Linked DNA regions of Mus musculus: all the other regions are linked to region 3. A link is a loop called in an ENCODE intact Hi-C map of the cell type or tissue named here. Cell type or tissue: gastrocnemius. All regions are shown on one strand.

The links. A loop is a pair of places that touch in the nucleus more often than their neighbours do. Peaks named below come from ENCODE experiments on the same cell type or tissue, not always from the same donor. Only the 100,000 strongest peaks of a DNase experiment are listed, where the experiment ranks them.
Region 1: a loop joins it to region 3, with 7 times the contacts of the local background. A loop is called at or near these places in 25 of 42 quality-filtered maps.
Region 2: a loop joins it to region 3, with 2.0 times the contacts of the local background. A loop is called at or near these places in 7 of 42 quality-filtered maps.
Region 4: a loop joins it to region 3, with 20 times the contacts of the local background. A loop is called at or near these places in 32 of 42 quality-filtered maps.
Region 5: a loop joins it to region 3, with 2.3 times the contacts of the local background. A loop is called at or near these places in 6 of 42 quality-filtered maps.

The regions. Positions count from the first base shown.
Region 1 is chr15:64,129,398-64,134,397 of GRCm38, forward strand. It overlaps Asap1 (ArfGAP with SH3 domain, ankyrin repeat and PH domain1), which reads right to left. Exons shown (of 31, transcript NM_010026.3): 17 at 707-870. Among named protein-coding and RNA genes, the nearest start is that of Gm20717, 34 kb to the left of the region's middle. In gastrocnemius, a CTCF peak has its summit at 2,754 (motif pointing right); a DNase peak (open chromatin) is centred at 2,751.
Region 2 is chr15:64,472,049-64,477,048 of GRCm38, forward strand. No RefSeq gene overlaps it. Among named protein-coding and RNA genes, the nearest start is that of Gm46509, 29 kb to the right of the region's middle. In gastrocnemius, no CTCF peak of the experiment used is centred here; no DNase peak of the experiment used is centred here.
Region 3 is chr15:64,625,623-64,630,622 of GRCm38, forward strand. Gm30691 (a long non-coding RNA gene) reads right to left here. Exons shown (of 4, transcript XR_875386.2): 1 at 4,956-5,000; 2 at 3,804-3,915; 3 at 2,893-3,000; 4 at 1,819-1,929. Among named protein-coding and RNA genes, the nearest start is that of Gm30691, 2.6 kb to the right of the region's middle. In gastrocnemius, a CTCF peak has its summit at 1,926 (motif pointing left); DNase peaks (open chromatin) are centred at 283, 1,000 and 1,917; H3K4me3 peaks cover 256 bases; H3K27ac peaks cover 215 bases.
Region 4 is chr15:64,172,481-64,177,480 of GRCm38, forward strand. It overlaps Asap1 (ArfGAP with SH3 domain, ankyrin repeat and PH domain1), which reads right to left. Exons shown (of 31, transcript NM_010026.3): 6 at 738-812; 7 at 205-254. Among named protein-coding and RNA genes, the nearest start is that of Gm20717, 77 kb to the left of the region's middle. In gastrocnemius, a CTCF peak has its summit at 2,221 (motif pointing right); DNase peaks (open chromatin) are centred at 1,972 and 2,207.
Region 5 is chr15:64,550,261-64,555,260 of GRCm38, forward strand. The region is part of intron 1 of Gm30632 (a long non-coding RNA gene); the gene reads left to right. Among named protein-coding and RNA genes, the nearest start is that of Gm30632, 19 kb to the left of the region's middle. In gastrocnemius, no CTCF peak of the experiment used is centred here; no DNase peak of the experiment used is centred here.

The DNA of each region.
Region 1 (5,000 bases), 500 kb before region 3:
CTAGGGAAGGGCTGAGGCTAGGATCCCTTTACCACTTAACTAAAAATCAAAGTCAACCCCTTTGTCCTTAGAACAATTTGCTCCAACCCTCTCCCTAGAGAACCTATAGAACAGTCTCGGGCCTTGTGGCAGGCTGGGTTCCCTTCTAGCCCCAGGCACAGACGGGGTTGGATGCCTGAGAAGCACTGAATCCTACAGCCTTTGTGTACATTCAGAATACGAGTAGCTCTAACCCATCCTTCTGGTTCAGTCTTCAGAAGCAGCTGGTGTGCATTTCAATCTTAAGCAAAGCACTTTCATCCCCATCTGTAAGAGGAGGATGTTGGTACCTTATGGATCCATACACTGTGAGGTCAGTGGTAGAAAAAGCAAAACACCTAGCAAGAGTGACCTGAATTAACATTGCTCTAGCTGGGTGTGGCAGAGTCACACTTCCTTCATGAGCACCATGTTGTCCTCATCCCCTTAGCGATCAGGGGGCGCACTCAGGGGAGAGGCACTCTGTGTCAGGTAGAACAGCCTGGGAATTACCCAGGTAGGGGAGACAGAGTAGGGAAGAGCAGCCCAGTGAGGGGAATCTTCATGCTCAGAGATCATGCTGTGTGTGTCTAAGTTGGCTCCCAAACTCCAAGGAACTCAAGCAACCACCCCAGTGACGACTACACAGAGAAGAGGCTCGACAGGCCAGTGTGCCCAGGGCGGCTACCTGATGAGCCGCAGTCACAGCAGATGTCATTCCCAGGGAGCCGCTGTACATCCTCGATGATGGCTTTGGTAAGGTCCTCCAGGCTATTCTCCCCTGTGCTCTGCTCACCACGGAAGGCCATGGTTAGGGCCTCTTCTTTGCTATTCGTCAGTACTGATATCCACCTGTGGTCAAGATACCAGAGGAAGGTAGCCTTCAAAAGGGCACAGCCACCATTGTCTTTCTCCACTGGAAACATATCTTCAATAGGAACTTTCAAAAGCCCTCTCTTTTCTTAAGTGCTCTCCCCAAAATGTCAATAAAGTGAGGAAAAATGAAGAGGTAAATTGGAGCTAAGAGATGGTTAGGGCTGTTTGAACACATATGACATCCTGGATTCAATCATTAGCCCATAAAACAATTAAAAGCAAATAAAATGGAAACAAAATAAAATAGTGAGAAGTGACAAGTGAGGGATGGCTGAAGTGAGCAGGTGACACACAGAGAGATGGCTGAGGAGGTGACACACAGAGAGATGGCTGAGGAGGTGACACACAGAGAGATGGCTGAGCAGGTGACACACAGAGAGATGGCTGAGCAGGTGACACACAGAGAGATGGCTAGAGTGGATGAGAGAGGACATGGTAACTGATACTCTGTGAATATACAGGTGCTTCCATTCCTATGTGAGCAGAGTGAAGAGGATTCATTTAAGGTATGAGCATATACGGATGGTAAGAAGCAGGGACAGGTGGAATGTGTTCAATAGAAGGCATCCGCTTTCTGGCAGTCTATAGCTGCAAGGACATTCAACAGTGAAGAGGAGGGGTATATTAATAGCAGCCATAAAGTTTATGCTTGTTAAAGGAGAGTGTAACTTGGAAGTATGACACGTAAAATGCAGCTGTGTTAAATATGAAAAGCCTCTATGGGCTCACATTTGAGCATTTGCTTTTAGATGGCACTGTTGTTGTGGGAGGCGGGGGAAGCATTGGGAACCAGACTTGGCCACAAGTGGGTCACTGGGGTCAGGCCTTGAAGGTGGCACCTCTTTTCTTCCCTCCCTCTCTCCTCTCTTCCTCCCTGCCTTTCTTTCCCCTTTGATCTGTAAGATGTAACCAGTTCCCACTACCACAAACAGATCCTTGCTGGTCATCGTGTCTTTTCTGCTATAACTGTTCTTCCTCGGATCCAGGACGTGAAGGAAGCCTCTACATAGTTTCTGTTGAGTATTTGTCAGTAATGGTGAGAGTAATATCACAGCAGTGGCTATGACTACACTGACACACAGTATGCACTGAACAAATCCTTTGTTTCCAAGGTATATGTAAAACCTGAAAGTCCAATAAGCATAAAATACACCAATTCAAATGGTTTGTGTGTGTGTTTGTGTTTTAATGTATGTGGTCATGCATGCTATGGCACATGTATGGAGGAAGTCAGAGGACAACTTGTACCTTCCAACATGTCTGTCCTAGAAGACTAGCACAGGTTGTCAGGCTTGGTGGCAGGTGCCTCGGCCACGGAACTATCTAGCTGGCTTCATTAGAGAATGTGTTTGATGGCATAGGAGAAATGTTCAGACTATATCTTGTGAAATAGAGGTGAAAAATGTTTTAAATAATATCAAATTTAAATATATGTATCAATTATGCATTTATGTTTTTTGGGAAAAAATTAAAAAGGAATTTTAACCAAAATGTGCTTGTCTTTTGAATGTTTTCCCCCCTTTATGGAGAAAACTCATGGGGGGGGGGGACATGCAATTTCCCAAAGATAAAATAAGCTTGTATTATTTTCACTAATGAGAGAAAAGCTTTCCAAAAACAAAACATAAAAACAAATCCATAGCCAAATCATTGCTTTTTTACCCCGAGAACAGACAGCTACGTTTGCTCTTTGAATAACACAGAGGTTCAGGCCTGAGCCTGTTGTTTGGATGAAATATTGGATGGCAGAATACGAAGCAAAGTACTACCCAGAAAACCTATGTAGTTAAATGCTGCAGCAAGAGATGTAAAAGCCAAACCAGGCTGCGGGTGATGTGTTTGCCAGGCACAAACTTGACTCTAGGTGGCGCTCACCTTCAGTTTATTTTGAGAAAGAACCTCAGAAATTTATTTCTATGACCACACAGAAAATGGATCACTCTTTGGTTGGTGGTTTAGTCCCTGGGAGCTCTGGGGGTACTGGCTAGTTCATATTGTTGTTCCTCCTATGGGACTGTAAACCCCTTCAGCTCCTTGGGTCCTTTCTCTGGCTCCTTCATTGGGGATCCTATGCTCAGTCCAATGGATGGCTGTGAGCATCCACCTCTGTATGTGTGAGGCACTGGTAGAGCCTCTCAGGAGACAGCTATGTCAGGCTCCTGTCAGCAAGCACTTGTTGGCATCCACAATAGTGTCTGGGTTTGGTGATTGTAAATGCGATGGATCCTCAGGAGAGTCAGTCGCTGGATGGTCATTTCTTCAGTTTCTACTTCACAACTTTGTCTCTGTAACTCCTTCCATGGGTGTTTTGTTCCTCCCTTCTAAGATGGATAGAAGTATCCACACTATGATCTTTCTTCTTCTTGAGTTTCATGTGATTTGTGAATTGTATCTAAACCACCAATCAAAGAGCACACATGGTGGGACTCATGACTCCAGCTGCACATGCAGCAGAGGATGGCCTAGTCGGACATCAATGGAAGGAGAGGCCCTTTGTCCTATGAAGGCTCTATGCCTTCATAGGACAAAGTGTGGAGGAATGCTAGGGCCAGAAAGCGGGAGTGGGTGGGTTAATGAGCAGGGGGAGGGGAGGGGATGAGGGAGGGTGTTTTTCGGAGGGGGAACCAGGAAAGGGGATAGCATTTGAAATGTAAATAAAAAAATGTCCAAGAAAGAAAGAAAGAGAGAGAGAGAGAGAGAGAGAGAGAGAGAGAGAGAGAGAAAGAGAAAGAGAAAGAGAAAGAAAGAAAAAGAAAATGGAACACTTGGGAAGCAAGTCTAGGAGTGAGTGGGACATCCAATACACTTTAAAATGTTAGCGTTTGTTCTGTTTACTGTTCTAACTTAGTCTCAAGTTAGAAACTAGAGATCACTTTTTTTTTAAAAAAATGTATGTGAGTACACTGTCCCTCTCTTCAGATGTGTATATATGTGTGTACAGGTACCCTAGGCTGGAGATGTCAGAACCCCTGAACCTGGAGTTCCAGGTGGTTTTGAGCCACCAATGTGCTTGGAATTGCACTGTAGTCTTCTGGAAGAGCAGTACGTACTCTTAACCGAAGAGTCATTTCTCTAGCACAATTCACAAAACTTGTTTCAGCAAGGTCAACGGCGGCACTTCATCATGAATCCTCACTAGATCTCACAGTGCGTGCAGGCTCAGTTTTGCTTTCTGTTTCTGTGTCAGGCCCTTTGACATCTGGATACCTAATGTGTATCAGTACCTCTTAGGTACTTGATTCATAGAGTTTTAAAAACAGACTCCTCCAAGAGCCTCTACCTTGGGGGTTACAACACCTTAAGGCTAGGTGTCAGAAAATTTTTGTGACTTACACAAGGTCTTGAGTTGGACTGACTTACAACAGCACAGTCTACATTTTCAGGGCACCCGCCATTATGCCAGGGGCTCAAGGCTTTTCCATAGGCTCATGATTTTTTTTTTAAAGTTTATCATAATAAGCAGGGAATGTATATCTTAAGGACAATTAATTCATTCTCAAAAGAAACTAATTCAAATCTGGTAGAATAGAATGGAATAGTTACCTCTCACAAGGGCTGAGAATATAGTGACCTTGAATGTATATTTATTTGATTTTGAGACAAGGTTTCACATGCCCTAGGCTGATCTCAAACTCACTGGGTAGCCAAGGATGGCTTTGAACTTCTGATTCTCCTGCTTCCACCCCACTCCGACCCCAGTGCTTACACCATGCTGGGGGTTGAACACAGGGTGTTGTGAATGCTACGCCAGCACTCTAACAAATGAGCTGCAATCCCATCCCACTGCAAGATGTCTTAGATGGAAGCTAGATCATCTGTCAGAAGAAACAGAGCCACTGACACTAGATCCAGGGCTCCAGACTTCAAATGTGCAACTGATGATACCTGCCCCTTCCTTGGTGAGGAGACATCTTTCTTTCATTTCACGGTTTTACACGAGGAAGGAAAGCCGGTGTTGCTATGTAAAGCTGGAGGTAATGAAGAGGGGAAGTGGCTGACTGGAGCCTGTTACTGTGAACGTCACACTCCACGGGCAGAAAACCCGTACCTCCCAGATGTGGATGAATCCTTTGTGTGGTCTAAGCTATGCAAGGCTTGTGCTTGAG
Region 2 (5,000 bases), 150 kb before region 3:
GTGGTATTGTTATTGTCTGCCTTTTTTTTTTAATGAAATTGGTGTTCTACCTGGGAAAAGCAGATGTTTACTGATCTCCACAAGAAAAGTTCCCACAACACCAGCCCATTTCTGAGTAGGTATAGATCAGTATAATTTTCCCTCCTATTCCTTCCCTCACACATCCCTCGTTTGCACTTCTTCCTTTCTGTTCCCGTTTCAAAGGGGGCATCAATACTCTTAATAAAACCATCTTCAGATGGCTGAACACATGTGTCAGGATGGGAAATGACAAATACCACCCCATCAAGGATGATTATTGTAATTTTCTCCACTCCAATAGGCTCACAAAGACCAGACAACAATAGCCAATAATAGCAGTACACTTTAGTAAGTTGCTATGAGCCTTTGGCTCTGGTAGGGACTTTAGATGGAAAATGTCATTGAGGCATGTGACAAATCAACAAGGGAGCACTGCCACCCTTGTTTATAGGATGAAACCAGTGGGACTAGGGTTCAGCATGACAGCCAAATATTGTTCTCTAGAAGCAGTTTGGATGAGAAACAGGGAAAGAAGCCTTCGTTCTTTCATGTCCTCTGCCCACCAGGGGCTTCACTTCCTGACTGTTAATTTCTATTGACTCTGCCTCTTTTACATATCCACCCCTGGTTGGCTCCTCTGCTAGAAGCAGGGTTAGAAGCTGGCCTTGAAGTTCTTGTGAAGAAATTTTGGGTCACTCCTTGCCCAGGCCTAGTGAGAAGCTCAAATGATACCCTTCTGAGCTGCAGCATGTATTCTAGTATGCTCTGTATTAGAGCATCGAGGGGGGATAGCTTGGAGGGCCAAGATGAAGAAGCAGAATGGCAAAGGAGATACGTTCTGGGTTGTGTTTTCTTTCCCTTGCCCAGCACAGCACCACTTCTGCTTGGTCCTGTACTGTGACTGTCCTCACCTAACATGACTGTCCTCAGCTAACATGTGGGACACAGGGTTGCGCTCCACCTTTTTTTTTGGTCATTTCTTGAAAAGTGTTGGCTGATTCTCAGAACATATGAGGTGCTTCCAAAGTGGTTTGCCAGGACTTGTTCTCTGGTGAAGAAGGAGAGGTGGTGAAGGGAACATCTGATGTATTAGTAAGAGTTGTATGGATAGAAGAAAAAGAAGTTGAAGTGGACCCAGCATATCACGGAGGATGTGGGAGTAAGCTAAGTGAATTCATCTCTTCTGGTTTCTCTGAAGCCAGGATCCTCATGTACCCCCTGCCCTTTCACCTATCTCTGTAAAGGCTTCCTGTGGGGTGTATATGCCATGACCTTCATTCCAGGGTGTTGTGAAGAGATCAGCTTTACCTCCAACTCACAATTTCATACATCTTCATTTCTGGCACAAGGCCTAAGCTGGATTCCTAAGTTTGCTGTTGGTATTGGAGATTGGAAGAAGGGCCAATTTCAAAGCCATAGTCCAGCCATAGGAGGAGCCTAGCATCCTCACCTAGAAAAGAAGACTGAAGGCTGAGGTCAAGAAACAAGGTGTGCTTTGTCTTTTTTAGTGCTGACTAGCTAGGGAAAGTCCCTACATGATCCCCTTGGAAGAACCATCTCGTAAGTTCGGCCACCAGCCACCAGCCACGTCCCCTTTATTTCTTTCTCTTCCATGCTACTAATTCACATCCCAAGTACTTAGCACTTATCAGCGAGATGAAGGTTGACTTTTGCTCATATTATCTCAGGTTTTAGCTTCCTCTGGTTTAAATCACTTCTCTCCCTGTGACATCCGCCTGTTTAGAAGCTTGGCATATGTGTGCCATTGCTGTGTAATGCATTTCTCCATACTTAGCACTGAACATTGAAATCAGCCCTCCTAATCACATAATCTTGTGGGTCAATGTGATGGCTTTTCTCAGTTTTCAACTTGACTATAACCAGAATGAAGTACAATCCAGAAACGGAGAACATGCTTGTGATTCAGATGTTTAGGCAGGAAGACAATATGCCTTTGATCTGGACCTTGAGGCTGGAAGATTCAAATCTTGAGGTGGGACGTCACATGCTTTTGATCAACACATGCATTTAATCCAGACCTTGAGGCACACCTTGGTTCTGGGCCATACCTTCTGCTGGATGCCTATATAAAGACATTGGAAGAAGGAGGGGTTAGTTTGTTTTTTGCCTCTTTGTATTCTCTTTGCCAGCACATCCATCCACTGGAGACTACTTCTTCAGGATTCCAGCCTATACAGAAGAGCAGCTGAAACACCCAGCCTCTTGGGACTGAGCAACTACTAGAATTTTGGATTTTCCATTCACAGCTGGCCACTGTTGGATTAGTTGGACTGCAGCCTATCGGTCATTCTAATATATTCCCTTTATATGCACATTCCATTAGTTCTGGGACTCTAGAGAACCCTGACTAATACAGCCAGGAATCTGGGAGCCACTAGTTTGGGATCCTGCTGTCTACTAGGCTGCCAGGTGGGGTTGTGGCTGTGGCTTGCCCACATCCCTGCTCTATTTACAGACCATGGTTTCTAGGCATTGCCCTGGATTTGATCTTTGCTTATAATGTTTTTCTACCTTTGAAATTTGTTTACAATCTAGGGAAATGAGAGCTTTAGAATCATCAAGCCCTAGCTCTGTCTCTTTTATGGCTCATTCCCCAGTTTGTCCCTCTCCTCTCACACTTGATTGTAAGCAGTAGGAAGAAAAGTTGCCCAGGAAGATTCTTAAGGAGAGAAATGCAGTTTGCTAGCTCTACTCTGTACTTTCTAAGTAACTGCAGCAGAGAGTGTTGACAAGATTTCTGCTGAGCCACTACTAAACCTTTCTGTCTCTCAGCTTCCAGTAAGGTCATCTTTGATTTCCTATATTCTTAAAGCCCAAAGTCTTAAAGTTCTGTGCTCTTCAAGGAGTTATTTATTTGTTTAGGTGTCTTTGTAGACATGTTTAATGCATGTATGTGTATATGCATGCATGGGGAAATTAGAAGTCAATGTTGGATGTTTTCCACTCTCAATCTTATTTTTTGAGGCAAGGTCTCTCCCTGTACCTGGAACACTGATTGCCTAGATTGTCTCCCAGTGCTGGGGTGACAGGCATGCACTACAAAGCCCAGTTATTTACATGGATGCCAGTGATCCGAACTCAGGCTCTCATGCTTGTGTGACAATCACTTTGCTCACTTGGGTTCATCAGCCCTAAAGGTGATTTAAACTCTTCTTGACATTGCTTGAAGTTTGTTGCCTTGTTCTAAGGTCAATCCCACCTTCTGGACTTTTGTCAGGTAAGCACCCCATTCCTATACCCAAATCCATGTTAGTTATCTATTTCTGCCCAGCTTAAAGCAAGTATCATCTTACAGGTTCTGTGGGTCAAGAATCTCCATGGCTTAGCAGATGTTTCTGGCTCCACATCACTCATGAGAATGCAGTCAGGTTGATGTCCAGGGCTCAGTCTTATCTCAAGACTCAACCAGAGGCTGGGAGATCAACTCGTACATTTATAAATGCGACAGAGGGAAGGCTGCATCCTTTTACAGGCTGTGAGACTGAGGCCCTTAACTCCTCATTGGCTGCTGGCGTTGGAGTCTCAGTTCTTCACTGAACCATAAAGGTCTCTACACAAGATGGCAGCATGATTATCCTAGCTTGAGCAATCAAGAGAAAATGAGATGATTTATAATGTCTTGAATGTAACATCCTGTAGCTAAGATTTAGTCAGTTAGAGATGAGTTATTAGAATCTGGCTATGGTGGCCAATACATATAATCCAAACCCTCAGGCTGAGGCAAGAAGACCCTAAGTTTGAGGTCAATGTGGGATATATGTATCTATGTATGTATCTACGTATCTACTATCTATTTATCTATCAATCATCTTTGTATGTATCATCTATGTATGTATGTATGAACCTGAACTACATAATGAAACCCAACAGAGGTGGAGGTTGGACAAGTAGGTACAGTGATGATTGGACTGTAGAATTAAGGAAATACAAGCAGGAGGATCAAGAGTTTGGGGTTATCTATATAGACTTCATAATGAGTTTCAAGGACATTCCAGTTAATATTAGCCAAAACTAAATAAGCAAGTCATTAGTCCGGGCCACACTCAAGGTGAGGGAGTTTCCTAAATGTCTTAATGGTGGAGAGAGAATCACTCTAGAAACCTAACCTTTGAAACTATCTACACATGCAAACAAAAACAGTTACAGGCTTGGTTATTTATTGAGCAACTATTTTATTTATTTATTTATTATGCAATTTTCTCAATTACATTTCCAATGCTATCCCAAAAGTCCCCCATACCCCCCCACTTCCCTACCCACCCATTCTCATTTTTTTTTTTGGCCCTGGCGTTCCCCTGTACTGGGGCATATAAAGTTTGTGTGTCCAATGGGCCTCTCTTCCCAGTGATGGCTGACTAGGCCATCTTTTGATACATATGTAGCTAGAGTCAAGAGCTCCGGGTACTGGTTAGTTCATAATGTTGTTCCATCTATAGGGTTGCAGGTCCCTTTAGCTCCTTGGGTACTTTCTCTAGCTCCTCCATTGGGAGCCCTGTGATCCATCCAATAGCTGACTGTGAGCATCCACTTCTGTGTTTGCTAGGCCCCGGCATAGTCTCTCAAGAGACAGCTATATCTGGGTCCTTTCAGCAAAATCTTGCTAGTGTATGCAATGGTGTCAGCGTTTGGAAGCTGACTATGGGGTGGATCCCTAGATATGGCAGTCTCTAGATGGTCCATCCTTTTATCACAGCTCCAAACTTTGTCTCTGTATCTCCTTCCATGGGTGTTTTGTTCCCAATTCTAAGAAGGGGCACAGTGTCCAAGAATGAAGACCAAAGTGTGAGCAACTATTTTGTTCTAGACATTCTTGTAGGTGCTTGGAACACACTAAGAAGAAAAACTGACCAAGATGAATCTGGTCTCATGGTGCTCCCTGGGGGAATTATTATGAAGGCACGTGAGAATAGAGTCTGTTTGAGGAACTACTGGAAGTAGAGTAAGATGGGACTTGGATA
Region 3 (5,000 bases):
GCCAGAGAGATGAAGGACATCGCAAGATGACCTATAACATCAACTAACCTGAGCCTATGGGGGCTTACAGAAATTGGGCCACTAACCAAAGAGCATTCTGGGGCTGGACCCGGACCCTCTACACATTTGTATAGTTGTCAAATTTGGTCTTCATGTAGGCCCCCTAATAATTAGAGCAGGGGCTGTCTCCGACTCTGTTGTCTGGCATTGAATCCTCTTCCCCCAAGCGGACTACTTGGTAGGGCCTCAGTGGGAGAGGGGGTGTTTAGTCCTGCTGAGACCCCAGGGTGGGGTGGTACCCATGGGAGGCTCCCTGTTCTCTGAGGAGAAGGGGAGGGGGCAGTGGAGGAGGGATACGTAAGGGGACTGGGGAGACATGAGGGAGGGGAGATATAAATTGAATAAAAAAATCAAATTATTGGAGAAAAAATAACTTTGGTTGGTCTTCCCTGATCTTTGCAGCTCACTTCCTTTACATCCCAGACTAGACACTTGGCTTGCTCTTGAATCTCATCCATTATCCTCATCTTTTCGGTGAGGGAACTCAGTGCTCCGCTCAGGATCTCTTGCTCCTGCACCTCCTTCATACCCTTATTGTCAAGGTTGCTCCTTAGATGATCCTGACCCCTCTCTTGTACTCGGACAGATACACCCTGGCTGATCTCTTCAGTTAAGTCTTTTGAAGTCTTCCCCTCAAGCTGTCTTGGCAAACAGGGCTTTAGTTTTCTGGCCCCTTGCTGGTCACTTCCTTCTCTGTCTTCTGAATCCAAGTTGCTATTCAAATAGGATTACTCACTCCCCTGGTATTTTCTCCCTTCATCTGGACTGCTTACTCTTTCTGCCCCTCTCCCCAAGGTTACTGCTCTTATATCCATCACTATGCAATCATCAGTGCAGGCCACTTCCCCTGCGCCCATCATTATCCAATCACCAGTGCAGACCACGCCTCCTGGGTCCATCACTATCCAATCACTAGTGCAGACCACTCCCCCGGGCCCATCACTATCCAATCACTAGTGCAGGCCACTCCCCCTGGGCACAAATGAGCCGTTCTATCGCCCTTCATCTTGGCGAAGCTTTCACTGTCCTCCCTCATGCTTCCATGGTGCCCCAGAGAATCTGATGGCTGGAGCTCTTTGGACATTAGTGTAGATGTTAGTAAGCCTAGGCCAGACACACGAGAGACACATGATATGCACTTTTCAACTTAATAAACAGGGACTAAGTGGCGAAATCACAGCATGGACTCCACATACTATAAAGTCTTGTGTACTGGCCTCGCTTTAGTACAGTGGTTCTCAACCTGCCTGATGCTACGACCCTTTAATACAGTTCCTCAGCTGTGCTGACCCCAGACCATAAAGACCCTAAAATCATTTCGATGCTACCCATCACTGTAATTATGTAACTGTTATGAATCATAATGTAAATATGTCTTCCGATGGTGTTAGGTGACCTCTGCGAAAGGGTTGTTTGATTCCCAAAGGGGTTGCAACCCACAGGAACTGCTGCTTTAGGGTTGGTCATTCTTGAATATGTGGGACTAGATTTCAGATCCTCACTTCCTTCGTTTCTACAGGCAGTGGTTTTAAAATGTAAAATATTTGAATTTAATGCTCAATTCCCATGTAGCTTCTTCCTTACTCCTCCCATTGATTTTGATTTTCTCCATCAATCATTTCTTCCCTTCTCGCTGTGCCCTCTGTTCAGGAATCAGCAGCCTGCTGTCACTTTGTCATGTTGTACCCAGCTGTGAAGCAAATAAAATACTCCTGGAAACCTCTGTTTTATGAGAGAACGTTTATTATGTTTGCGCTTCGGAAGCCGGTTGTCACGTTCTAGCTGAGCTTTAACATAGTGGTGTTTTTCCATTATCGCTCTTGCTGCAGGAAGGGAATCCCAGTGGTCTCAGACACTGCCACCTGGCGGCTAGGTGGAAAATAACACATCTTTTAGCAAAACGTTTCTGAAGGCAAAACCAAGCCAAGCCAAACCAAACCAAACCAATTTGCTGGAGAACTGAGGGTACAGAAACTAAAAGAACACCACCAAATTTGGGATACTTGCTCCATTCCAGCAGCTGTGAGAGGCACGTACCAGCTTAAAGCTCATGCAATCTCGACCATCACAGCAAAGTGACACTCTGCAGTCACTGATTGCAGATCTGGAAATAGACCCTCTGAGAGATCAGTTTCCAAAAGCACTGTGTATTGTGGCTTGGGAGATCCATACCCCAAAACATCTGACCCCCAAGCCTCTGATCATCTACCACAGATAAGGCCAATCTTTGGGGAGAACTCAGACTCATCGATTCTTTACCCCCTTGTACATAGGGACAAATAAATGACTAATAAATTCACATATCAGGTGGGGTGCTACTTAGAAGAAAGATTAAGTTAGTGGAGTACAGAGTCCCCTCCACCTCCGAAATAAACAGATTAAAGCTATGTGTGTTGGCTTGTTTGTTTTTTGTTAACTTGGCACAAACTAGAATCATTTGTGAGGGGGGAACCTCAGCTAAAAAAAAAAATGACTTCATAAGCTTGGACTGCAGGCAAGCCTGTGGGGCATTTTCTTAGTGATCCATTTGGGAGGACCCAACCCACTGTGGGTGCTGTCATCTCTGGGATGGTGGTCCTGGATGCTATATAAAGACAAGCTGAGCAAGCCATGGCCTCTGCATCAGCTCCTGCATCTAGGTTGCTGCCCTGTTTGAGTCTTTGCTCTGACGTGCCTCAGTGTTATACTGTAATGTGGAACTTGTAACTAAAAGAAACACTTTACTTTAGTTTTTGGTCAATGTTTATCACAGCACCAGAAACCTAACTAAGGCACTATATAAGAAAATCTTCAACTCAATAAAAAAAAGGTCATTGAAACACAAAACAATACCATTCTTTGGCTGCTTCTTTAATTGATACCGTGTTTCTTTGTCTTTCTTCGTTGTGCTGAGTCTTCCTGAGGGGCAAACCATATCTGACTGTTTTCTGTATCCAGGACCTAGGACAGAGGCTGAATTTTAACCAGAAATCTTGGTAAATGAAGCAAAGAACAGTTACAGATGCTCACAAGTACCTGGGCTGCTTGGGAGAGGTGAGCATCTTTGTTTGAAAGGGGATGCTTGGGTGCCTGGAGACCGTTTGGAGGGAACGCTCTAAAGAGGATCTTAGCACCAGAAGGGAGGGGTTGTATGAGATACCCGAGGCTAAGCTTCACAGAAGGAAGCTGTGAGGAGCCTCAGTGTGCTCAAAAACAGGTCTGTAAATTGTGATAGCAGCCAGGACCACGTTGTCGGGATAGTCTTTCAAGGCACAATGCCTTTGGCCATGAATTTTTTTTTTTTTTTTTTTTTTTTACTTCAGTGTACCACACTCTGATCTAAGATCATTTTAGATCAGAGAAGCTAGTGTCCCATTGTCCCATACTTGCAGGCCCTCCATCTCTTTTCACATCAGGCACAGTCTACACATTATGATGGAACTCTTCTCAGGGGTGCTCAGGTGATGAGGATGCTGGGAAGTAGGGGCACTCGCTGAGTCATTGAATTTAATGACATTTGGACTCTGTCTTAAAATGACTGGGCAGCAGGGCATTATGTTTCCCCCATTTCATCCATATGGCTGACATATTGTGTGCCCACCAAACCTATCCCCATGCTATGGTCCTCCCAGCCCTTTCCCTAAGAGGGAGGCTACATTTCTGTGTTCCATATTCCTTTGATGGACGTGCTGAGATGACTGACTTTGGCTTCCATCAGGTGAGTGGACACACAGACGCAGAAGTAAATAAATGTCATTTCTTACAGTTTTGGAAAAGAGAATTAACTTCAGGCAGCAACCAGCTCTAGAAGGAGAGAACTGTGGGATGGACCTGAACTTGACTGTACTGCTCCAGCTTACTAGCCGATGTACAGACCTGTGAGTGAGACAAAATATTTATGGCCAATCTCTGAGAATTTTGGCATTTGAGAAGAATGAAATTATTGTACCAAAGCCAATGAATGTATTCCAGAAGAGGTAGGACCAGCGAATGGCAGCTGTAGAGAGAGATACATTTAACAAGGGTTCCAAATTCTTATTCTATAAAGGCAGGATGGAGGGGTTAGTTTTCTTGGGTGCATTGATAGATTTGAACATGGGAAGTTTGGGAGCTGGAACTGTAGGTGGGAAGATTTGCTTCATGCAGCAGAAATGATGGACGTGTAGTTCCATGGGCAGTTTAAATGACAGGGAGAGAGGGGAGAGGGAACTAGACAAAAGGCAGAAAATAAAGGTGATAGCGGGATGTGGTGGAAGATGACTATATATTGAATTTTGTTACTTCAAAGTTCCTATGTTAAGGCAAGCCCTAAGCATTGATATGATGGTGAGATGGTACCTTTAGTGAGGTTCTTGAAGTCAAACAAGATTGTAATGGACGGGTCTTAAGCTAATAGAATTAGTTAGCCTTAGAAAAGATGAAAGAGAAGGGTATGCATGTATGTATGTGTGTGTGTGTGTGTGTGTGTGAGAGAGAGAGAGAGAGAGAGAGAGAGAGAGAGACAGAGAGAGAGAGACAGAGACAGAGACAGAGAGAGACAGAGAGACAGAGAGAGACAGAGACAGACAGACAGAGACAGACAGAGACACAGGGAGACACAGAGACAGAGAGATACAGAGAGAGACTGAGGTTTTTTTTTCTGTATACTCTGAAGAAAGGCCATGTGAAGATACATCAAGAAGGTGTCTATGAAAGCTGGGTGTGGTGGCACATGCCTTTAATCCCAGCACTTGGGAGGCAGAGGCAGGTGGATTTCTGAGTTCGAGGCCAGCCTGGTCTACAAAGTGAGTTCCAGGACAGCCAGGGCTACACAGAGAAACCCTGTCTCGAACCCCCCCCCCAAAACAAAACAAAACAAACAAACAACAACAAAAAAAAAACAAGATGGCTATGAGAACCAGGAAGAGAGGCCTCACCAGGATTCGAATCAACCGTACATTAATCGCGGGCTCCATGGGCTC
Region 4 (5,000 bases), 450 kb before region 3:
GTCTGACCTTGTAGCCCAGGCAGTCCTTGAATGAACTGGAGCCCAGGACTGCTTAGCTTCCAGAGTGCTGGGATAACTGTGTGTGTGTGGCTTTTAACTAGATCATAGCTAATATATTAGTTCACTGGGGCCCAGTCCTGTCCTCAGCCCGTGGAAACTCATGACCATGACCAGGTATCACAAACAGAACAAAGCAGCACTTACAACTTCGTCTCATAATCTTTCCAGGCTTTGTCAAATGGCTTCTTGAGATCCTTAGGAAAGAGAAAATGAGAAAATGAAAACTGTTATTCATCTTTCCTCCAATAAGTAACTGAGAAACCATCAGAACAAAACCAACTTGCTTCTGGAGATCTGAAACCACATGTGCACTGGTCCCAGGTGAGAAGCCCTGCAGATGCAGGAGGGTGGGCCCTCCTGGTCCTATCAAAGCAGCAAGAGCCAGAGCTGCTCAGAGCCCAGTCCATCAATCACCCTGGGAGGCCAGACTGGGGCCCAGCTCCTCCCCCCATCCCCACTGAGGAGCTACCAATCTTTCTGAAAGGACCTAGTCTTGTTTCCAGTCGGTACCATCATGTGAAGATGCAACAGTTTTTCTAATGACAATTTTCCAAGAATGTTTTGTGCTGAAAATGTTTAGAAATTTTCAAATATAAGTACTACTATGTTTAAAAAAAGGAAGAATAAACCCAACCCTTTTAACTGAAGACTGAAAATAATAATTTCTGGCCACTTACTCCTTTGACCCCCTTCAAGTCTCCTTTTAACAAGGAATCCAAGGTGAAGATCACATTGTGGCTCAGACCCTGGAGCTGGAAAATCAACACAGAGAAAAGATGGGAGAGAGTTAAAAGAATGCACAATAAACAGTGAAACCTCTTCCTTGGACTCACCGGCCCGGGGCTCAGTGGAGAGCTGTATGTGTGTTAAATGTCTGTTGCATGTACATGCCATCCTCTTGCTAGTGTGAGTCCCCACACTGCAGCTGTAGGAATGAGGAGGGAGAGGTGACATGTAAGAGTCCCAGCTGTGAGCAGAGAGCTGCAGTGTGGTCCCAGAGCGATGCTCTGAGATACTGCTGTCGCACCTACAGATGAGTGCAAGCGACTGCTACTCATTTCAGCACTTTCAGTGCAACTTCTAACAAGACTGCAACTCTTGGTTTGACTTTTCTTCAGTTGCTGTCAAGAATAAGAAGGGAAGTGTGTAACCGGCTTTCACCATTTCCTTTTTGTGCTCTCACAGTACACACTCTATCTGTGATTCTATCTGTCTTGCATGAGATTAGATGCTCACTGATGGCCTTGGCTGTCTGCTTACAGCTGCAGCCTCAGTTATTATTATTATTATTATTATTATTATTATTATTTATTGACAGGTCTGGTTGTGTAACCCATGCCTTGGATTACAGGTTCCTAGGCATGAGCCACAAGACTCAGCTAAGACAAGTCTTTGACGGTTGAGTAGCAGGTTTTCTCTTGCTCTGCAGAGGCAGACTGCACTTTGACACAGTACAGACCTAACGGAGAAAGAGGCTGAGCTGCTGCCCAGCTGGAGGCAAGCTGCAGAGGAGCCAAAGGATGGTTTAAAATACAGTCGGCAAGATGCTGGGAATTCCCAGGGAAATCTGAGCTGGCATGGCTCTGCAGAACCGAAGCATAGTAGGTCTGGGGTCTCCTCCTTAAGAACATTTTTCTCCCATGCATGTATGTCTACCTGTCAGCCTGTCCATCTATCCATCCACTCTTCACCGAAGAGAGAATGAGCCACATGCTGTGCAGGCAGGCAGGCAGAGATGAGCAGCCCACTATTGCTCCAAGTGGGGCTTCTTTCTACACTGGCAGTCGACAGCCAGCAAGAGAGAATGACATGAGGACATCCACTGTTGCTCAATGGCCTGGTGCTGACAGAGTGGAGGGGCTGCATGCTCCTGCCAGCAAGCAGGTGAGGATGGAACGAGCCAACACACACGTTCTGTGCCAGCTTACAAACTCTCGTGAGTGCTGAAAACCCACGTATTTTTAAAATGCCAGTTATGAATCCAGAACTGAGGGAGCAAAGGGGAAGAGAAGAGAAGTCATGCCTTTTGGCTTCTGCCTTCTCCCAGTGCGTCCCTGTTACTCGCACCTTGGGTTTTCTCAGCAGCTCTGTCATGCTCTTTGCTAAACTTCCACTGGCTTAACATCTGAGGAAGGTTTTCTAGTATATACCACCAGAGGGCGTAGGATCCCTGCCAAGGCAATTCTATCTGTGTAACACAGAATTCAGCTTAAGCAAGCAGTCCAGATTGCTAAATGCTGAATGTCTATGAGAATCAGTAATGGTTTTGGAAAGTAGGGCAAAAAGGCCACTTAGAGTTTATGTATATATTTTAAAATCAATCAATCTATCTATCTATCTACCATCTTTCTATCTGTCTGTCTATCTGTCTATCATCTCATACTTTCTCCTCCCTCCTTTCCTCCCAGTCAGTCCCTGCTCCCTCTCTTCACCATCCACTCTTCAGAAAAGGTCAGGCCTCCCATGAATATCAAGGATTCCTGGCATATCGAATTGCAGTAAGATCAGGTGCATCCTCTCTTATTAAGGTTCCACTTAGAATTTATAATTATGGTCCTCAAAAATAAAAAGCTTGAGAATGCCTGGTCATGACAGAAGAAAATGAAGACCCACAGAAATCAGCCCTCTGCTCTAGACGCTAAGCTGGAGATATTTTGCTCTTAGCGCTCAATTTTATTCTGACAGTCTAAGTCTCCAGGATCCTCTGCCCCAAGGCTCTTAAGAGACAGTGTGATAATTCATCCAGTTATTAAGTCTGTGAAAACAAATTCTCTCAAGTGGGACTAGACTGAAGCAGCAATTCTGACAAATTTTGCTTGTATTATGGATACAAACATCTGTTCTCTAGAAGAAATACTATAGGTAACAAATTATTTATTGCAATAAAGTTAGTTTAGGCTTGATAAAACACTCCAGAAGTTCTTACCACAGACTGTTTCTATAAAACCGCCACTGCTTCTAATGTAGAATTTTATTTTAAAAGAAACTGAGTATAATTGCAAACCTTTCCTCTAAGTCTTAAGGGAAGTAAGGAGGCAGCTCCATAATTATAAGAGCACCATGGTTGAGCTCAGAGTCTCCATGCTGGCCTTGAATGTATGATCTACACTGTTTAACAGCCTGGGCATTCCAGAGTAGCTGGGCTGTTCATACTGATGGAAACAGCGTGCCCAACAATGGGCACCTGGCTTGGGAAACTGTAGCACTTATGAGACTCTTCCTTATTTATGTGGTATATGGGGGGGGGGAATAAAAAGTACTTACAGAGGACAAGATTGACCTCTAAAAAGATGGGGAAAAGGTTGTATGTGTACATTATTCCTAGAGAAGAACCCAGTAATCTGCTGGTGTCCACAGTGCTCTGAAGGACATGGGGGTGGAGGGAATACAGGAGGAAAGGAGGCTTTCTTCATTGCTGTTGCTGTTATTATTATTTAAAGGGCTAGAGAGAGTTCAGTTGGCAAATGCTTACCTTGCAGGCATGAGGTCCTTAGTTAGATGACAGAACCCATGTCAAAAAAGGGCAGATCTATCTGGTGGCCCAGACATGTAACTCTAATGCTGGGAGATAGGGACAGGAGATTCCTTGGGGCTCTGTGACCGCCCATTGAGCCTACTTGGTGAGCCCTCTGCTAATGAGATCTGTCCAGCCTCAACAAACAAGACAGCGGCGTTTGAGAACAACAGCTGAGGTTGCACAGGTACGCATATGCAAACATGCACAATTTTCACATGCATACTCAAACATTCTTTAAAAATAAGCAATGTACTGTTTGCTCAAGAAGAAACAGTACTTAAAACAACATGGAAAACACAGATTAAAAGCACATTTCAACTTCCAATCCTAGATGACCCCTTTCATCAATATCTCAGACCCTTGTGAATGAAGCAACAATGGAAGCTTGCTGCTACCTTGACGCGGAGGCTGCATTAGACACCAGGGGCATTATGAAATCTGTGGTCCGTGCTGAAGGTGAAGGTTCTTCTGAAGAACAAGTCTATGCTCTAACCACACCGAGTAACCAAGGCCATCACTGTGGTTAAACACTGGGCTGGGGCTCTGCACTGATGGAAAACCCCAAGAATTAAGAATTTCACTGTGGTCATCTACACACGTATTCTTGGGGAATAATATGAAACAGCAGACAATACGTTATAAATTTAGAAATCTGGATTTTCCCCAGTGGTTAAGCTTAGGAAAAAGTCACAGGAAAAAAAAATTACAAAAATTTACTACCTCTAGTCAGCTCCCTTCCCAGGAGAAAGTCCTTTCCTTGGTGACAGGTGACAGGGAACGACCTGAGAGGCACCAGGAAGACAGCAGAGAAGAGGGGGGCGGGGACTGAAACACAGACGGTTTCTCCCTTGGAAAACTCAATGAAGAGAACACCTGTCCCTCCAGATATCTCAGTGTGCTGCTCTGTGACAGGTGAATTATATGATTTTAGTCTTAGGATTCCAGACTCTTCCAGTATTTTCGTTTTCTTAATATTTCAAAAATGTGACAACCCAAGCAAGTTCTGTCCAACTGTGAAGTGCTGTCCCCACTGGCAATTTCAGTGTAGTCAACACAGAATCCAGGACTACTGGAGGGAGCAGACTTCCTGCTGTCACCGGCATTAGCCTTTAAGGGATGTTTTAGGAAAAATATACCATGGATCATTTCGATGGCACTTTACTAAAATGCTACTGATTATTCTGCATCAACTTTCCCAACTCGCAAATTCTTTCCCTCTCTGTGATAATCAAATCCAATTAGGGTAAGTGCTTTCACGTAATTCTAGTCCACAAGAAGCAGAAGTTCTGCTCTGAGGCAGGAGGCTTGCCAATTAGAGGTCAGTGTGGGCTACACAGCAAGACTCATTCTCACACACACAACTATTTATATTTCCATCTTATTAAGCAAGCAGCATTTTAACACACCATCGGGGATGACACTT
Region 5 (5,000 bases), 75 kb before region 3:
TAACTGTCTGAGAAATGTCCTTTCTCCTGTGTTTCTTCCCTTTTCTTTTCTCAGCTCTGAAGGGGTACCCCATTATCTGTCCCGTGGATGAGAGTTCTCCATGCTGTGGGAATCACGGTGGCAGGCAGTTCCAGTCATCCAGTGTTCTGAGCTAGAAACGCTCCTTTGAAGTTGGAATTGTTCTCTTTGGTTTCAGCAAAAACCCCAGGTTGGAAATCTGGCCCAGTCTGACTTGTGTGATCTTTTCTTACACCAATCAACATTGCCATCTTTATGAAATTCTAAGAGTGCTCAGAGTCAAAGCAGAAGCCCAGTGCTGTGTCTGAAGAGCCAAGGGTGTGGTTGAGAGTGCCTATAGAGCTCAGGGAGTAGTTGGGGACTTTCTTTGAAGATTGGTGTCACGACCAGAAAACCAGACGAGATATGGGAAAGGCAAATAAAAAATATCAAAGCACTGAGATGCCGACTTTACAGAACCAGGCCTATTTAGACACAAAGACATTGAAATGCTTGAGCCCCTCTAATGCAAGGTCTTTCTAATACTTTCCTGTAGTCACAGGAGACCCAGAGTCTCCAGGGACAACTGACCAAGGAGATTCCAGAAGAGGTGAATAACCTTGGAGACCAGTAGCTCTAGGAACTTCCACAGCCACAAGGGTCAATATCTGACTCACTGTCAGCACAGTATGCTTTCCTTGTGTTATTTTCATCCTAAAGATTCTAAGGTGAGAATATGTAGCTAGTCAAGACATCTTTAACACTGTCATCACACTGTAGCAAATGGATACTGTCTTCATCCTGCTTCATTCAGGTTGCTATAGCAAAAGCATCACAGCCTGAGTGGCTTATAAACAACACTCTAGGGGCTTCTTACCTTATTGAGTCAGGGTGTCTAAGACCAAGATGTTAGCTACCAAGTAAGGCAGGTACCTTTAGGAACAAACTCCTATGTAAACACACTTTGAAAGTGTGCTTCCTTTTTTGTTTTTTCCTGCTAAAACTTCCAACAAAACTGAGTACTCCCAGAAACTTTCCTCTCTGTCATTTTTATCCTTCTCAATGTGTGCTCAATGACCTTGAGCTTGCACATATCTGCTCTTTACTTCTTCAACAATGACCTGAAGCTGAGGATGACTAGGGCTGTTCTCCTTAATAAGCCTGCTCAGGAATGTGCCCAGATCTAAAGTGGTTTCCCATATAAATATGCATAGGCTCTCTAAATAGAATCCCATGACACTCTAATTTGAGGACATTGTTTTGGAAATAACTCTTGTGCACTCCTTTGTTCAAATACATTTTCCTCTACTCTTGGTTTTTGGTCATACTTGTTTTGGGCTTTGTTCTCACCTAGATATAAACATATAGCATTAAGTCATAAAGACAAAGATAGATTCAGTATCTACTGAAGGCCCTCTTTCTGGTACACAGATGAAGCAATATTTTTCTAAAAATTAATTTATATATATACATACATATACATATACATATACATATACATATACATATACATATACATATACATATATATATATATATATATATATATATATATATATATAACTTCAATCACGTATACCCTCCAGTTCTCTCCTTTTCTTACTCTAACTTGATATTACTAATTTTATATAGTCTTAAAAACAAAACAAAAAACAAACGAGAATTCACAGAGCGTTACCTGTAAATACATCAGTCCTACAAGACCATCTACTTGGAGCATGGGCAGACTTTCTGAAGAAAATGATTCTTCCTCCCCAAGAAACCATCAGTTGCCGCTAGTTCCTTGGTATGACTAGAACTTCCCAATTGGTGCTGGGATAGTGGATGTGGTGATCTTGTGCATGCTGTCACAGATGCTGTGGGTTCATGTGTGGCGTTGCCATGCCTGCTTTTCTGCAGACATCCACTACCTTTAGCACTTATAGCCTTTCCATTCCTTCCATCATGATTTCTAAGCCTTGAGGTGGGGGTGGGGTGGGGAGTGAGTGTATTTGTGTCCCATTTAGATTTGAGAATTGCAGTCTCTTATTCTCTGCATAGTGAGCAGTTGTTGGTCTCAGTACTAATCATGAATACTCATTCTTGCTATAACCACAAGAGAAGAAAGGTCAAGGCAGTCTTTTCTGGAGCACTAATTCTATTTCATTCAAGTAACCTCTATCCTCATGGTCTCCTTATTTCCTAATGACTCTACCTTGTTATACAATTGTCATGGAGACTAAGATTCAACATATAGTTTTATGTAGATGCAAACAGTCAGACTGTAAGGAAGAAAGAAGAACAAATGGGGGCATCAGTGTTTAACACAATTCTCTCAATGCAAAGGCTTTTGATTGGTTTAAAGAAAAAAACAAAGGAGTCAATTCTCTATACTGGTTGCATATGGAATCCAAGGACCAATACGAAGTCAGGTTCTAAGGGTGAGTTAGCCACCTAAGTGAAGTGAAGTGAGGGCAGATCAGGGCAGTAGGTAGCAGAGCAGATGAAGTTAAATACCAGTAGGCTCCAGAAAGCACAAGGCAGTAGTCTAATTATTATCAGTAACAGACTTTCTGCCTGAGGCTGGGCTTCTATATGTGCTTGGAAGTATGTTGCTGAGGCAAGCTTAATACGCACAAAAAAGGGTAGGACAGAATGGGCATATGGTAGATTTTTGTAAAAAAATAAATACGAAAACACAAAATAAGACTGTTAGAATAATTATCTTTTTGCATAAAATCCCCCTTTCCTCTTTCTTTCCACTCCCTGGACATAAAATTAATGCATGCTATGCTTTCATTTGTAGAGTGGAAACTCACTGACTGGGACTCACTAACAAAATAAGTCTAGGAATAAAACATAGATCTTGAAAGACTACGAGTTTACCTGTACTAACATCTCAATTGAAAGGGAAAGTGCAATATCTAGTGACAGAGGAGCCCTGCTCTCTTCTCTGACAGAAGCAGTGCTTAGCAAACATCTGGCAGCTACATCGTCCCCATGACCTTATCCCTTGGTGTAGGACTCTTGCTGTGTCATCTTTTAGGCGAAGGATGGTATGAAACACAACCTGTCTGATGTACAAAGAGTCACACTTGATTCCAAAGCCCAACTATACTTACTATATGGATCCTGGGAAAGTTACTACTAGGAAAGTGTGCAGTTATAAAGATTAAATTAGTTCATGTTAATAACAATATTATATTAAAAGAATGTGCTCAATAAAATTCAATTAAAAATCTAAATAAATAGTCAAGAAACAGAGTTCAGAATATGTCCAAAGAATATATCATGATCAAGTTGGGTTTATTGAAGGAGTGTAAGTAAGGCTAGCTCAATATCAAGAAAAAGCACAGGATGCATTGCAGCACAGATTAGAGGAGAAGAAAGATTATATCAGTAGATGCTAAAGTCAGCATTTATAAGCTAGGTAATTAAAAAAAGCATTTCTTTCATTGGGCCAGACACATAGGACGTGCTCAAGCAGTAGTAGCTGTTGTCAACCCAGTGCCATATCTGATCTGCAGCAGTAGGTTATACCAAGACACAGGGTGTCATGAAGGTGGCCACTATTTCTTGGTGTATTTCTTGGGCTGTTTTTCAAAACAATGCTGACCAATCAGACAATGTTGAGAAACTAAACATGCTGATTTTATATGTTCATCAGATTCCCACCCAACCCTCTTCTCAGGCTCAAAGTTATTTCTAACTTCATTAAGACAACATTTCAGCCTCCATGAAGTAGGAATGAGGCTACAGGAATCTAGTGTAGCAGCCACTGGGCTTGGCAGATTTTCCAGGCAGCAAGTACTTAAATGTGTTCAGGTCCCTTGGTATGAACCTTTGCTTTGTCCCACTTTGTCCAAGTGCCAGTATGAATGCCTCCATGGCAGATCTCTGGTTCAGGTTCAGGATAAAAGGCATCCAAGAGTCTATAGTCACTCTAGTCATGTGCTTCTAGCCGGAACATTTCAGGATAGGGAAGGCCAAGGTAAAAAGGGATTTATGGTCAGTTTACAAGGAGACTCTTGTAGAAAAGAGGAACGCTAAAAAGAGGAAACTGAGTGTGAAAATTATGAACTGGCATGCAAGCCTTCTTTTTGGACTACTATGGTAGGAAAGACTTAAGAATTCTTAAACAGAAGGTCATGTCTCCTCAACAAAGAGATAGCTTCAACACTTTTTAAAATAAATTTATTTGCTAGTCATGTTTTATTTGAGATGACTTCAAATTTTTATACAAGTCACAAGAACTGTCTACCCAATCCTCATCATCTACTTTCTAGGGAGAAACTCAACTTTTGCTAGTCCTGGGGCATTCCAATGACACCCAAGTGACAACTTAGTGAAGTCACAGTTACAGATACCCGTTGGTAATATGTCTCATCCAGCTACCTCCAAGGTGGAAGAGCTCCTCAGCCTGCCCTGGCATTTATAACATCCACATATTTTTTATTTTCTTTAAAATATAACATTTCATTACAAAAGTTTATAGCAGCAAATATGCCAGTTAGTAATGAAGTTTGAGAGTAGACAGTAGCTAAGTTCAAGCTCAGGGTAAGGTTCTGCCTATGAAAAGGACACTTATACATCTTAAACAAAACCATTGGTACTAATAGATGAGAAAATAGAATTAAATAAAAATTTAAAATTAAAAAAATAAGAGACAAGACGATATTTATATGTTCTCAAGTTAGATGATGAGAGCTTATAAAAATACCTAAGCACCATGGAGCATTTATGTTGTAGAGTGTCCTTCTGTCTGAGTATGTCTGATGAAGCCCAGTGATTGATTTTAGGTTATCCATTTTGGGTAGGAATTCACAGGAGGAGGCTGAGACCTTGCACTGTGTTCCATGTGGAAACTGCTACTCCTTTAACCATTGCTGATGTCAACACTCAGCACTGGGTAGAGGTGTCTGACTATTGTAGTTGTAGTTGTAGTTTTGAGACAGAGTCTGGCTATGTAACCCAGGCTGCCCCCAAGTGAATTATCATACTGTCTTAACTTTTAGAGATCTGAG